Linked DNA regions of Homo sapiens: region 1 is linked to region 2. Evidence: chromatin loops called from intact Hi-C (ENCODE). Cell type or tissue: IMR-90. All regions are shown on one strand. Each heading gives the region's core, and the rest is flanking DNA. Links, peaks and the distances in the headings are about the cores only. Region 1 has its middle 32 kb from the start of PTH1R. Region 2 has its middle 9.2 kb from the start of RTP3.

What was found. A loop is a pair of places that touch in the nucleus more often than their neighbours do. Peaks named below come from ENCODE experiments on the same cell type or tissue, not always from the same donor. Only the 100,000 strongest peaks of a DNase experiment are listed, where the experiment ranks them.
Region 1: it touches region 2 in a loop (5-fold over the local background); 12 of 110 quality-filtered maps call a loop at or near these places.

Annotation. Positions count from the first base shown.
Region 1 is chr3:46,908,267-46,911,178 of GRCh38, reverse strand. No RefSeq gene overlaps it. Among named protein-coding and RNA genes, the nearest start is that of PTH1R, 32 kb to the right of the region's middle. RefSeq lists enhancers at 1,266-1,560, 1,545-2,120. In IMR-90, for the core only: a CTCF peak has its summit at 1,457 (motif pointing right); a DNase peak (open chromatin) is centred at 1,478.
Region 2 is chr3:46,487,366-46,490,277 of GRCh38, reverse strand. No RefSeq gene overlaps it. Among named protein-coding and RNA genes, the nearest start is that of RTP3, 9.2 kb to the left of the region's middle. RefSeq lists enhancers at 147-921, 922-1,698. In IMR-90, for the core only: CTCF peaks have their summits at 356 and 1,411 (motif pointing left); a DNase peak (open chromatin) is centred at 1,427; H3K27ac peaks cover 956 bases.

The sequences.
Region 1 (2,912 bases), core at 138-2,637, 420 kb before region 2:
TCACCTGAGGTCGGAAGTTCAAGACCAGCCCGGCCCACATGGTGAAACCCCATCTCTACTAAAAAAAACAAAAATTAGCTGGACATGGTGGCGCACGCCTGTAATCCCAGCTAGTTGGGAGGCTGAGGCCCGAGAATCACTTTAATCCTGATGGCAGAGGTTGCAGTGAGCCGAGATCGTGCCCCTGCACTCCAGCCTGGGCAACAGAGTAAGACTCTGTATAAAAACAAAAACAAAAACAAAAACAAAAACAAAACTTCCTATGAATCCGTATTTCAAAATAAAAAGGTTTAAAAAATACAGGTGGTGAGCAAAGAAACTGGTAAAACATGTTACTAAAATGTGTGTTTCTTTAAAGTATGCTTTCTCCATTTAAAACAAACATTCTGGGGTGTGGACTACAGTCTTCATCCAGGTGAGGATAGTTCAGAGTTAGTCTCAGTGATTCATAGTCCCCTGAAAATTTGGTAAAGAAAAAAAAAGTCTCAGCCCTAGCCTTGGTTGGAGGGCTAGGTGGGGAGGGTGCCCTGAGGCCCTGGCAGCCCCTTTGTCGTAAGCCCTTCAGGCTTAAGATGGGCCAGCGAGGGCCAGGGGCCAGTGTCCAGCACTGTGGATGGAGCCCTGGTGTGCCTGCCACTGCCTGGTCCATCACTGCCCAGGCACTTCTCCAGGACAGCCCTGACCAACCTCGCAGTGTTCAGGTCCCTTCATCTTGGGGTTCTCTAGGACACCCAGCCTCTTCATCTTGGGAGAGGTGTCAGGCCTGGGATATTTTCCACAGCAGCACGGATGCTCCTTCCCTAGAAGAGGACAGGAGACCAGAGACCCAGGCGCAGGGCCTCTCGGTTCTGACTCTTGCTGGGGAGGCAGCAAGAGGGCTGGGAGGAAGTCCCACCTGGGCTTGCAGAGTCAGGGACCAGGCAGGTCACCAGCCAGGACAGGGCCTTGTAACCACAGTGAGGAACTATGGGCTTGGGATCAGAGATAGGCACAACCCCTGAAGTCACAAGGGAAAACTACTGTCCAGCCTCAAGCCCAAGCCCCTCACTGCCTTGGAGGCTTCAACATGTGAGATGCCCGCTCACCTTCAGGCGGCCTCTCCATGGGGCTCTGAGCTGGGCCCAGGGCTTGCTACAGCGCTGCCCACCCCCAGGAGCCTGGGGAGTGGGCCATTAGTGTAGCATGCTTCCCGAGGACCCATGTCATGCTGGGCACTGTATCCGGGGATGCAGCTGTGACTGACGATGGTTCTGCCTTCGAGGAGCTGACCTTCCAGGTGGTCTCCAGATCTGTGCTGGGATCCAAGCCCCTTCCCTCAGACCAGTTGAAAGGCCTTGCTTCCCCATAACTGTCTGGCTGGGAACCACGTGGGGCCCTCAGAGTCCACTCAGACGCGGATGAGCAACTCCATGCAGCTGTTGACTTTTATTTCCCCATGTCCTCCCATGGCCACTGGGGGGCAGCAGGAGATCCCCGATGGGGTCCCTGACAGGGCGCGTTGGTCCAAACAGCTCCTGCCAGCAGCGGGTCTTCTGTAAAGCAGGTCACCCCACCGCATGACGCACGCCTATCCTTTCCTGTGGGGTTTATGTCATTTGTAAGTGACTGCTCATCAGAGACGATCCAGAGAGTGGGGTCCAGTCAGCCTGAGACCCAGAACAGCAGGGGCCGTGTCCTGGCAGATGAGGTTCCAAGGCACTGCCGGGTGTGTGAGGTCCGGGTGGGGTATCGAGTGCCCGCCCAGCCCTGCCAGGTCAGCACAGCCTCTCCCCTCCTTGAACTGTGGGTGCGTCTGCATGTGCAGAGGGTGTGTGTGGGCAGAATGCCTGTAGCCTGGCTGGGAAAGGGCACCCCTGGAGGGTCAGGTCCTCTTGGCCCCTGGGCCAGGCCTGAGCTGGCATCCCCTGAATCTCCTGAACATCTGCTGCTCGGAGCCAAGGAAGCTCTCAAGATGCCCAGTGTTGACCCAGGGACCATCCATCCAGGTGGTGGGGGCATGCATGGGTAGCAGTGGGCACCCCACAGAGTGAGGGGGTGCTGTCGCATGCTGGAGCTCCTTTCTCCCTGGGCTCAGGCCTGCCCCCAGGGGCTCTGGCAGCTGTGGGCTGGGCAGGGGTGTCTGGGCTGAGTTTCCCAGCCAGCCTGCCCCTTCTGTATCTATTTACTGGTTTTCTTTAAATGTTCCCATTACTCAGGACTCCAGTGGGCACTGAGACAGAAATAAATCCCGCAAGGCGGCCCAGCCAGAAGCCGGGAATCCAATTCCCCCTCAAAGACCGGAAGAGGCCCCTGGGCAGAGCATGCCAGTCCGCTGTGGCCCACACACTCCACACAGCCACAAATATGGCCACTCCCCTGCACACACACGTGCACATCCATGCCTTTACACACGTGTTCCCCCACGCAGACTCTTCACACACGCACGCGCACATGCAGGCATTCACACGCACCGCACACACTCAGGTTTGCCTCATACACAGAGTTGCTTTGCACATGCACACACACATTCACACACATGCACACACACCCCACTCATGCACGTATTCCCTGACAGCCAGGCTCACACGTAGTTGTGACCACACACTGGGTTCACAAACTCAGCCATCCTCAAGACACTGCTGGGCGAGACAAGTGGGCGAGGCTATGGAGGGTGCACGGAGGAGGGCAGCCCTGCACAGTTCGGGAGGAGCGTGGCCTCAGGGGAACGCAGGCCCAGGGCTGCCAGGGCTTCTGAATTTTTAAGAGAAGTTGGAAAGCTGAATTTTTATGTGAAATATCCTGATTTTTAAATGTTGGCTCAGGATGTTGAAAATACTGTAGGTGCCAAACCAAACATGTCTATGAGCCAAATTCCACCCACAGGCGGCGTTCTTAGACCACGAGTCCACACACACACAAATAGACACACACAC
Region 2 (2,912 bases), core at 320-2,819:
TTGCCTCTTGGTCCACAAAGCCTAAAATATTTATTATCTGGCTCTTTACAGAAAGAGGTTTGCCATTCCCTAAACTAGAGCTACATAGATCAACATGGGCTTATCTCACAATCATGGCATTGAGTAAAGAATTCAAGCTGCTGGAGCTTCTACACAACAAAATACCTCTTACGTGAGGAACAAAACCACAATGCCATCACTTAGGAAATCATGCACTTGTAGTTAAGAACATAAAGAAATTTATAAACATAAAGGAGGGTGGATGAGAGGTCCTGTGGCTGTGCTGGGGTTGTGAGCTACCCTGGCTATGGTAGTATTTCCAGTTCAGGCTTGAGAGAGTGAGTGCTACCTACCCTTCTAAATGCTGCAAAGAGTATCACTGAGCAAAGGATGCCATGATCAGCACAGGGAACAGAGAACACACTGGACTCAAAGGAGAGAAAGTGAATTTGTAACTTTGGGTTCCTTTAAGCCTGGTTTTCTTGTGATCCCCGCTCTCTTACTGTTGAAGCTGTGGCCAACCTGTTCCTGAGACCAGCCTGCCTCAGGTCCCTGCCTGAGTAGCTCTGCCTGTGGGGCAGTGGAGAGTATGTCTCACGTCCCTGGACCAGGTGACCCATGGTTAGTGGCTCCCAGGCCAAGCTCCAGGTGAACGTTCAAGGCTGGGGTTTGACAGTGGGATGCTAACCAGCCCCGCTGCTCCTGCCACCAGCCCAGGGGCACAGGGCACGAACCAGAACCTGCATTTCTCATCCCACTGGCCTTGGTCCCCAAGGTGCTGCAGTAATTGAGCTGCTTTTTAAATTAGGACACATTCCTCTGGGGCCAAGGCTGGTCTTCTTTCCCAGAGGGAGTGATCCTAGGACAGGAGAGGAGTTAATGAAGAAACTGCATTGTATCCTCGTGCTGAGGGAGTGCACCCTGGGAAGGACAAGCTTGGAAGGGTTCAGACTTCTTGGAGGTGCAGTCAGCACACCTGCTAGCAGAGGACTCTCACCGGTTTGGTCAGGCTGGCGCTGGCCAGGAATTTGTTGGGCAGGCAACAGGCCACTGTCTGTAAGCCGACAAAGGAGCAGGGGATCGGGAACCAGTGACATGGGCATACAGTGGGGACAGGAGGCCTTTTGAGCGCCTGAGCCACTGGAGGCTTGCAGGAAGTGCTGCAGCTCAGCATGGAACCTTCGGGGCCACAGGGCAGGCGGGAGCTTGGAGAGGAAGTCTGGGCGCCAGCACGGACAGCAGGCCTGCAGAGCACACAGGCTGCTCGGAGACTCCGAGGTCTGTGTTGAGAGGGCTGCAGAAAAGGTCATCGCCACACCCAGGCTGCAGGTGCAGCAGACCGCAGTCCTCACACCCGGACCGCCCTCCCGTGGCCCTCACTGGAAATGGCAGGAGCGCCCCTTCCTCCTGCAACGTCCCTCCACCGCCCTCTACCGAGCAATCTTGCCGAGCTCACTGAAGGAGAGAGATGCTTGGAGAAGTCCACGTCAGCGCATATGCTATATTGAAGGACGCGTTCGGAGCTGGGAGACAATGCATAAAAAGCATATAAACTTTATTACAAATTCATTATATAACCGCACCAGTGGGGGCTGGGGGAGAGAAGGGACTGGCCTAAATAACATTGGAAGATAATATTTTGCCTGGAAATTATTAGGCTAAAGATGAAAGGTACTATGAACAATGTACTCTAATTGATAAATATATATATATATATATATATATATATATATATATATATATATATTTATTTATTTTTGAGACAGAGTCTTGCTCTGTCTCCCAGGCTGGAGTGCAATGGCGCGATCTCGGCTCACCGCAATCTCCGACTCCCTGGTTTAAGCGATTCTCCTGCCTAAGCCTCCCAAGTAGCTTGGATTACAGGCAATGCCACCATGACCAGCTAATTTTTGCAATTTTGGTAGAGATGGGGTTTCACCATGTTGGCCAGGATGGTCTCGATCTCCTGACCTCATGATCGTCCCGCCTCGGCCTCCCAAAGTGCTGGGATTACAGGCATGAGTCACTGTGCCCGGTCGATAAATTTATTTTACATAAGGGTACCCAGGTTAAGGATTCTGAAACAGCTTCATGGGTGTACTGGGGATGAGCAAATAAGTAAATACATGAGAGAAGGTGGGCCAGGTTGTTCACACTGTGGGAGAGGAAAGTTACAATTAACAAGAAAGGAAGGCTGGAATGAATCCTGGAGATGGGATTACAGTTGGAGACATCAGTACGATGCTCAGTATATACACAGATGGATAGATACAGAAACAATGTGGATATGTGTATATCTAATAATTTAGTATGTATGCATATATTACCTGGCTCAGTCAGCTGAGAGGGCCTAGAGGCAATGACACCCCAGTGCTCACATCTTGGTTTCTAAATACCTTTCTCCAATAAAAGAAGCAAAGGCTCCTTGGAGAAATGACTGATAAAATACAAGAGCCTGGAGCATCTTGTAGCACCAGAAAGAAAGGAAGTACTCAAAAACAAAAAGGGTGGGAACACATCAGAGGGACACAGGAACCAACCTGAAGGAGCTCCCAATGGCCAATGCTGGAACGATGTGAACAACAAAATAACTAACATAGTATTGTATTGTGTTATAACCCAAAGTATTAAATATAAGTGAGGCTATTCTGATATAAATGATTGAATAAATAGAGTACAAAGACGAATCTTTTTTTTTTTTTAACAGAATTTGAAATAGCATGTTAGACAGTCCTCCCTCCAGGGGATGAGGCTTAGTTCAGCTGCTACCATCCTCTTTCTGGGTAGGCTAGACACTTCCAAATAACAGAGTATGGAAACGGAAAAAGAGTAACTAGTAGAGAAACCTGGTAGATACTACCTTTAACCCAGTGATGAAGGTGAGCATCACCAGTGTGGATGTAATGCACCCT